Linked DNA regions of Homo sapiens: region 1 is linked to region 2. Evidence: chromatin contacts called from ENCODE POLR2A ChIA-PET data. All regions are on one chromosome and are shown on one strand. The core of a region is the stretch at or near the end of the contact, and the rest is flanking DNA. Distances in the headings are between cores, read along the strand shown.

What was found. ChIA-PET counts read pairs that join two places held with the same protein, here RNA polymerase II (POLR2A).
Region 1: POLR2A ChIA-PET joins it to region 2 with 13 read pairs in naive thymus-derived CD4-positive, alpha-beta T cell. The contact joins the promoter of ZNF655 here to the promoter of DAGLB in region 2. POLR2A ChIA-PET finds 5 or more read pairs at or near these places in 2 of 52 experiments (activated B cell and naive thymus-derived CD4-positive, alpha-beta T cell).

The regions. Positions count from the first base shown.
Region 1 is chr7:99,556,664-99,560,930 of GRCh38, forward strand. It overlaps ZNF655 (zinc finger protein 655), which reads left to right and starts at 1,979. Exons shown (of 3, transcript NM_138494.3): 1 at 1,979-2,124; 2 at 3,870-4,032. The coding sequence starts at 3,897. It also overlaps a transcript of FAM200A not described here. RefSeq lists enhancers at 1,624-1,753, 1,784-2,053.
Region 2 is chr7:6,445,509-6,449,534 of GRCh38, forward strand. It overlaps DAGLB (diacylglycerol lipase beta), which reads right to left and starts at 2,446. Exons shown (of 15, transcript NM_139179.4): 1 at 2,240-2,446; 2 at 445-596. The coding sequence starts at 2,334. RefSeq lists an enhancer at 2,654-2,703.

The sequences.
Region 1 (4,267 bases), core at 729-3,228, about 93 Mb after region 2:
TTCAAAATTGTTTTGGCAATCCTAAATCCTTAGCATTTCTATATAAACTTTAGAATCAGTTTGTTAATTTGCACTAAAAAAAACAAAACAGGCTCGGTGCAGTGGCTCACGCCTGTAATCCCAGCACTTTGGGAGGCCAAGACGGGCGGATCACCCGAGGTCAGGAGTTTGAGACCAGCCTGGCCAACATGGTGAAACCCCATCTCTACTAAAAATACAAAAATTAGCTAGGTGTGGTGGTGCCCACCTGTAATCCCATCTACTCTGGAGGCTGAGGCAGGGAAAATGCTTGAACCTGGGAGCTGGAGGTTGCAGTGAGCTGAGATCGCGCCACTGCACTCCAGCCTGGGCGACAGAGCAAGACTCTGTCTCAACAACAACAAAAAGACAAAAACGAAAAAAGGTAACAATTTTTTGAGTTGTTTCCACCTCTGTCATCTGGCAAACTGTTAAAAGAAAATTTTGCTCAAAAGCAAAATAGCAGCTGCTGTTTCTTAACACTTTGTTATGTTTTGATGAGTACTGGTGGGAAGTGGCCTCTTTAAGTGGGTACCTTTTGTGGTCCTCTCACTGGAGCCAATTGCCTGAGTCAGCTAAAACTTGGACGCGATGTGCCTCACTGCCATAGCTCACTCACCTTTGCTGCTGAAATGGTTTCCCATCACATTGCTAATAGGTACAACCTGTGAAGGGTTCTAGGTGGGGAAATGGCAACTCAGGAAGAACTCCAAACCTTTAGCTCTCCTAGGATATTAAAATGGCCGTTATGAAGAGGAAGAAGTACTGTGTCATCTATTGTCCTGGGGACCTGTCAACAGGAACAATAGATAGACATCACCAGGGGTGTATTTCTGTTCAACACAAGGAAAAGTTTCTAATTGGAGCTGTCCAGCATGAAATGGACTAAGCAGTGCATTTTCTTTCTCCGATCCTGACTCCACTGTGACGGGCACTGCAGACTAGAGAGATTGTGTCCTAGTATGAATTTAGGTTGGATAAATGATACTTAGGGATAAAGAGAGGAAAGGAATATCAGAATCTCCAAGAAGCTGATACATTTTGAAAAAATATATAAAATGCCACACTTCAGGTTTTCTTGTGTTTAATTTGAAACGTCCAGTAACATTAAAGAACAGCATTTGATTTGCTTAAACAAAGTAGTAACAGCTGAAGTTCCTTCCAAATCACTTTTCTGATTCTCTAAGAGGCTTGCCTATGCCTTGCAGATCTAGCTTCACCTACAAGACATATTCTGTAAGGATCCAGGTTCAGCAAGGTGTCAGAATGTCCTAAGGGTTTCTGTCCCGGCGCTCTGCCTGTCCCGCTTGTGCACAATGCTTTTGCCTATCCCTGTTTCTGCATAGATTTTAGTCTTCCCACCAGGGACGCAACTGTCAGTTTCCTCCGTCTCTCTCGGTTCTATTCCAATCTGCTCATCTCCCCTCCCGTCCCCGCTTTCCCCAAGGACCTACTGAGATTTCGATCCCACAACTTAGTGGGTCCCATCTCACCCAGGCCCCGCAATCCTCGCCTTCTACTTGTCAGCGTTGTACTACACTCTGAGCAGGCACCCCTGTGCTACTCACGGAAGCGGGACCATTAGGTCGGCCATTCCTCCTCACCCCACGACACGCACCCACTGGGTCGGGCCGCCTCCTTGCAGGGAGTCTCAAGGATGGGCTGGCGTCAGGGAGGGGCCCAGGGGGCGCTTTCCCAACACTGGTCGCAGTCATTGTTGGTATAACGGCTAGAGACGCCCAGTGAGTTAGCATGGAGGGCAGTGGGACCGGAAAAAGACGTGGAAAAGCTGCGAAAACGAGCCTTCGAATCATGGACGCGCGGGCCCAGCTCCTCCTCCGAGTTCCTCATCCGGGGCCGTCACTCACATCCGGGGCCCTCACTCACATCCGGGACCCTCATCCGGGGCTCTCACCCACATCCGGGACCCTCATGCCTGGGCGGAGGAGGGGGGGCCCTCATTCGGGACCCTGCACTCCGTCGCCGGAAGTGCCACCGAGAAGCGCCGGCCTCGGGGCTGTCTACAGCGGCCCGGGAGAGGCTGTGGTGGCCCCGAGCGCGAGTGTGTAGGTGACAGGACAGCGGCCAGGCCCGCCCCTCCCCTCGGTGAGTACCCGGAAGCCGTTTTGGGGTCGCAGCGGGGTGGCAGCTTGTTTTGCCTTCACGGGAGTAGAAGGAGGCGGCGTCCGGCCGCGGCCGACGGTAGTTCGCTTCCCCGAGAGTGCGCGGAGGCCCGGGTGCGAGGAGGGCCTGTTTCTCTTCAGCCCTGGTTCATTCACCTCGCGGACCGAGGGCCCCGCCGTCAGGAGCCGGCGACCGTGCCCTGGTGCGAGCTGGTCTGTATGTCCTCACTGGTCCTTTTGGGACTTTGCCTTGGCCTAAAAGGGAAGTGGGAGGAGGGCAGCGCCGGGCAAGGCCTTCTGAGGACCGAGCTGGGAGCCGGGCAGGGGCCCAGGGCGAGGGTGGTGGGAGGGGGACGGCACCCTCATGCGTCCTTGGGCCTGAAGGACGCCGCTCAAACCTGTTCGAACCGCAGCTCTTACCTGCGTTGCTCTCAGGATTCCGGGAAAAGGCCGGTCTAGCTGGTCTGAGTTAGCGAAGGGCCTGACCCCAAAAGTGGAGTTTTATTCGCCAAGCCCGTGTAGTAAATCGGAGTGGGCTGACGGTGTTACCAAGACATTTCCTAGGGGGCCTGCTGTTTTATTTATTTAAATGAGTTTATTTACGTAAACGCGGGCCTGTCACGGTGGTTCACGCCGTAATCCCCGCACTTTGGGAGGCCGAAGTGGGAGGATCGCTTGAGGCCAGGCGTTCGAGTCCAGCCTGGGCAACATAGCGAGACTCCCATCTCTGCTAAAACAAAATTAAAATAAAATGAGCAATCATAACTAGCATTTTTCTCTGGGCACCAACTTGAGCCTCCAAAGACGATTGTAAATTTTAAATATTTTGTTTTGTTTATTTGAGGTGGGCTGTCACGCTGTCATACAGGCTGGAATGCAGTGGCGCAGTCATAGCTCACTGCAGCCTCTACCTCCCAAGCTCAAGCGATTCTCCTGCCTTGGCCTTTGGAGTAGCTGGAACTACAGGCCTGGGCCACCTAATTTTTTTTTTTTTTTTTTTTTTTGTAGGGACGGGGTTTCACCATGTTGTCCAGGACGGTCTGGAACTCCTGAGCTTAAGGGATCCACCCGTCTGTGCCTCCCAAACTGTTGGGATTACAGGCTTGAGCCACCGCACGTGGCCAATTTTAAATATTTTAAAGTTTCCACAGAAAGCTTTACACTATTAAATTGTACCGTGTTAATTTTTTTAATGCCACAAATTCCAAATTAGAGACTCTTCTATGATTTGGTTCTTAAGTATTTAAAGCTGAAGCATATCCATATTTCTTTTTCTTTTTTTTCTTTTTTTTTTTTTTGGGACGGAGTCTCACTGTGTTGCCCAGGTTGGAGTGCAGTGGTGCAATCTTGGCTCACTGCCACGTATGCCTTCTGTATTCAAGCAATTCTCCTGCCTCAGCCTCCCGAATAGCTGGGATTACAGACCCGCACCACCACGCTGGCTAATTTTTGTATTTTTAGTAGAGAAGAAGTTGCACCATGTTGATCAGGCTGGTCTTGAACTCCTGACCTCAAGTGATCTTCCCGCCTCAGCCTCCCAAAGTGCTGGGATTACAGGCCACTGCGCCTGGCCCCATTTTTCTGTTACTTATTTAGGGTGGTTAATCATTATCAACTAATTTTTATTGAATATCCATAGTGTGTAAGATCCTTTGCAAAGTCCTGACGATATAAAATGATGAAATGCTTTAACTTATTACAGTAATTTCTCTTAATCTTACCTTGCAGTGATGGTCATTGTCCTCCAGAGCAGTGATGGAGGAAATACCAGCCCAGGAAGCAGCAGGGTCACCAAGGGTCCAGTTTCAGTCTTTGGAGACCCAGTCTGAGTGTCTGTCCCCAGAGCCTCAGTTTGTGCAGGACACCGACATGGAACAGGGACTCACTGGGGGTAAGGCAGAGAAAGCACTTCCGTCTGGGAGAGTGGGAGTGCGGAGGGGCTCCCGAGGGGGCTCCTGGGCCTGGTTTGAGAGAGGCCAAGAACTGGAATAAGAACATGGTCCCTAGAGGGAGGAATGAAAGAGGGGGCAGATGTGACTCAGTTCAGTCCTAGTCTGAGCCCCTTTATTAAGGATAGCTCATCTTTCTCAAATAAGCAGAGTGATGGCTGCTTACTCGCTGTGGTG
Region 2 (4,026 bases), core at 1,196-3,695:
ATCTCTTTCTTTCCGTTTTGTGACAGAGTCTCCACTCTGTCACTCAGGCTGGAGTACGGTGGCATGATCTCAGCTCCCTAGCAGCTGGGATTACAAGCATGCACCAACATAATTTTCTCTATTTTTAGTAGAGACGTAGAGATGGGGTTCCACTGTGTTGGCCAGGCTAGTCTCATGCTCCTGGCCTCAAGTGATCCACCCACCTCGGCTTCCCAAAGTGCTGGGATTACAGGTGTGAGCCACTGTGTCCCGCCTGGTACAGGATTTCTTTCAGGAGTGAAGAAAATGGTATAAACTTGATGATGGTGATGGCTGCACAACTCTGTGATTATATTAAAAACTGTTGAATTGGAAAGTTTACAGAAGTGAATTGTATGGTATGTGAATTATATCTCAATAAAGCTATAAAAAAATAGGTATCAAATAGAAAAGGCTACTTTTTACCTCTCATGCTGACACACATGATGGCTGACACAGTACATATGACAACTGCCAGGAGAATCATGAGGACGATCAAGTAACTGCTGAGCAAGGCTCCACCAGCACAGTCCAGCTTTCCTCTGTGCATGAGATACAACGTCAGAATGCCAATCCACCTGGCAAAAAAAAAAAAGGGAAGGGTCAGAAATGAAATCCAAGGAGCTGCTGTGTAGAACATGATACAAAGAAATAAAAGGGGACAGGGCGCGGTGGCTCACACCTGTAATCACAGCACTTTGGGAGGGTGAGGTGGGCGGATCACAAGGTCAGGAGATCGAGACCATCCTGATCAACATGGTGAAACCCTGTCTCTACGAAAAATACAAAAAAAAAAAAAAAAATAGCTGGGCGTAGTGGTGCGCACCTGTAGTCCCAGCTACTCGAGAGGCTGAGACAGGAGAATTGCTTGAACCTGGGACGTGGAGGTGGCAGTGAGCCGAGATCGTGTCACTGCACTCCAGCCTGGGCAACGATATGAGACTCCGTCTCAAAAAAAAAAAAAAAAAAAAAAAAAAAAAAAAAGAAATAAAAGGAGTTAATATTTTCCAAAACAAGGCAAGGTTCACTTTGGAATATAATTTTCTTTTTGTAGAGACAGGGTCTTGCTATGTTGCCCAGACTGGTCTTGAACTCCTGGCTTCAAGTGATCTTCCTGCCTTGGCCTCCCAAAGTGCTGGGATTACAGGCATGAATCACTGCACCTGGCCTGGAATATAATTGCCAACAATAAAAGATCTAGGCCCGGCACGGCGGCTCACGTCTGTAATCCTAGCACTTTGGGAGGCCAAGGCAGGAGGATCACTTGAGCACAAGAGTTGGACACTAGCCTGGGCAACACGGTGAGACTCCATCTCTACAAAAAATAGAAAAAGTTAGCTGGGCGTGGTGGCACGAGTCTGTGGTCCCAGCTACTTGGAAGAGTGAAGTGGGAAGATCGCTTGAGCCCAGGAGGTTGAGGCTGCAGTGAGTGGTGATCGCACCACTGCACTCCCGCCTGGGTAGCAGAGTGAGACCCTGTCTCAAAAAAATAAAAAGAAAAGGGGTCTCACTATGTTGCCCAGGTTGGTCTCAAACTCCTGCCCTCAAGCAATCCTCCCGTCTCAGCCTCTCAATGTGCTGAGATAACAGGCGTGAGCCATGGCGCCCAGCCAAGAATCTACTTTTGCATAACAATGATTCATTCCCTGCACAGATCCTCTGGGAACAGACTTCAGGTACCAATGCCACTTCCCACTGATTCCACACTTTGAAAGACAACAGCGTTGTATGTTGAGCCTGTCTGCTTCTCACGAAATGCAGCCACAACCGGCTCGGTATTTTTTCCTATCCTTCGTGTTGCAGATTCAAGTGCCCCGTACAAAGGGAAGGAAGGGCACAAGTGGCTGCTCCCGCCTCAAGAAAGGAGAACTCGAGGCCAAGGCTTTTGCCGGCGGTAACACCCTCGTGGCACCCCAGGGCCAGGTCTCGGCGCTGCACACAAAGGGGTGCTCGCGTCCTGCTGCGCGGACTTCGAAACCCCCTGTTTGTCCCCCGGGGTCAGCCCACACACTCTGGGGGCTTCGGTTTGTCATCCGTCAAATGGACACAGCACCACTGCCCACCTCTTCGGGCAGTGGTGAGAACTCGATAAGAGGATGCGTGGCCAGCGCTGGGACCGCGACAGTGCTTGGGAAGCCACTTCTGTCACCGTCTCAAGGGACAGCTCGCCCCCCGCTCCCTCTCCGGTGGGCTCCACCGCCCCCGTAGCCGCCGTCCTTACCACAGCACTCGCACGACCAGCTCGAAGAACCCTGGGAAGACCAAGTCGTCGCTGGCGATGGCCCAGCGCCGGCCGAAGAGTACCATCCCCGGCATGGCGAAGGTCCCGTAGCTCGCACTCAGGAGAGACCCCGCGCGCCGTTCACCGAGAACAAACCAGCACCCTCCGGACGCCGCCACCAAATTATCGGCGCTCAAGCGCAAACGCAGCGAGGGCGGGGACCTGCGCATGCTCACGCTGAGGCCGAGATCGGCGCAAGCGCACTGAGCCCTACACCGCCTCTTCCGCCGGAGCTGTCTGCGCCTGCGCAGAAACGCTGATCCGGAAGGCGCTGGCTGAGTCGATTGCAGGTCTGCCGGTCGGTGAAATCCGTTCTGGTATTTTCTTTTTCTTTTTCGTGAAGAGTGCAGTGATATCCGTTCTGGTGATATTTCCTTTTCCTTTTTTTTTTTTTTTTTTTTTTTTTTTTTTTTTTTTTTTTGGTGACGGAGTCTCGCTCTGTTCCCAGGCTGGAGTGCAGTGGGTGTGATCTCGGCTCACTGCATCCTCCGCCTCCCGGGCTCAAGCGATTCACCTGTCTCAGGCTCCGGTGTAGCTGTGATTACAGGAGCGCGCCACCACGGCTAATTTTTGTATTTTTAGTAGAGACGAAGTTTCACCATGTTGGCCAGGCTGGTCTCGAACCCCTGACCTCAAGTGATCCGCCCGCCTGGGCCTCTCAAAGTGCTAGGATTACAGGCGTGAACCACTGCGCCCGGCCCTGTTTGTCTGTTTGTTTAAGGCAGCGTATGGCTCTGTCGTTCAGGGTGGAGTGCAGTGGCGCAATCATGACTCACTGCAGCCTTGAACTCCTGAATGCCGCCTTGAATTCCTGGATTCCAGCGACTCTCCCACCTCAACCTCCTGAGTAGCTGAGACCAAAGGCACGTGCCACACTCCCGGCTAATTTATTTTTATTTATTTATTTATTTATTTATTTATTTATTTAGAGACATAGTTTTGCTCTTGTTGCCCCAGGCTGGAGTGCAATGGCGCGATCTTGGTTCACCACAACCTCCATCTCCTGGGTTCAAGCGATTCTCCTGCCTCAGCCTCCTGAGTAGCTGGGATTACAGGCATGTGTCACCATGCCCAGCTAATTTTGTATTTTTAGTAGAGATGGGGTTTCTCCATAAATTTTCCTATTTTTTGTAGAGACCGGAGTCTCACTCTGTTGCCCAGGCCGGTCTTGAACTCCTGGCCTCAAACCATCCTCCCGCCGCAGCCTCCCAAAGTGCTGGTATTACAGGCGTGAGCCACTACACCTGACCGAAATTTTCATTTTATAAGGAGGGACGCTTCAGGCCTGGAGGAATTAGCTAGCCTAGAGACCCAGGCTGTCAATGGCAGGTGTGGGACTCATATCCCGTTCTGTGAGACTTGCAAGCATGGGACAACATTGCTTCCATCTGTGCCCCTTGCTGTAAGGAGCCCGTGTTAGGAACCCCTCGAGTTCAGGGTCTGAAACCACCCTGCAGCTGGCGGGGTGGAGTCTGAGCGCTTTTCAGTACCCCCACTGCCCCACCCTGGTCTGAGCCACCTTCATCTCCTGCCTGGGCTCATCACCCCACTGTGCTTTCTCATTCTGCTGTGCCCTCTTCAGCAGCCAGGGTGACTTTGTGAACCTTCAGATAAAGCCTGCACCCTGCCTGGGACTTTGCAAGGCTGCACTTTGTGCATAAAATTACATTGCAGGCCAGGCGCGGTGCCTCACGCCTGTAATCCCAACACTTTGGGAGGCTAAGGTG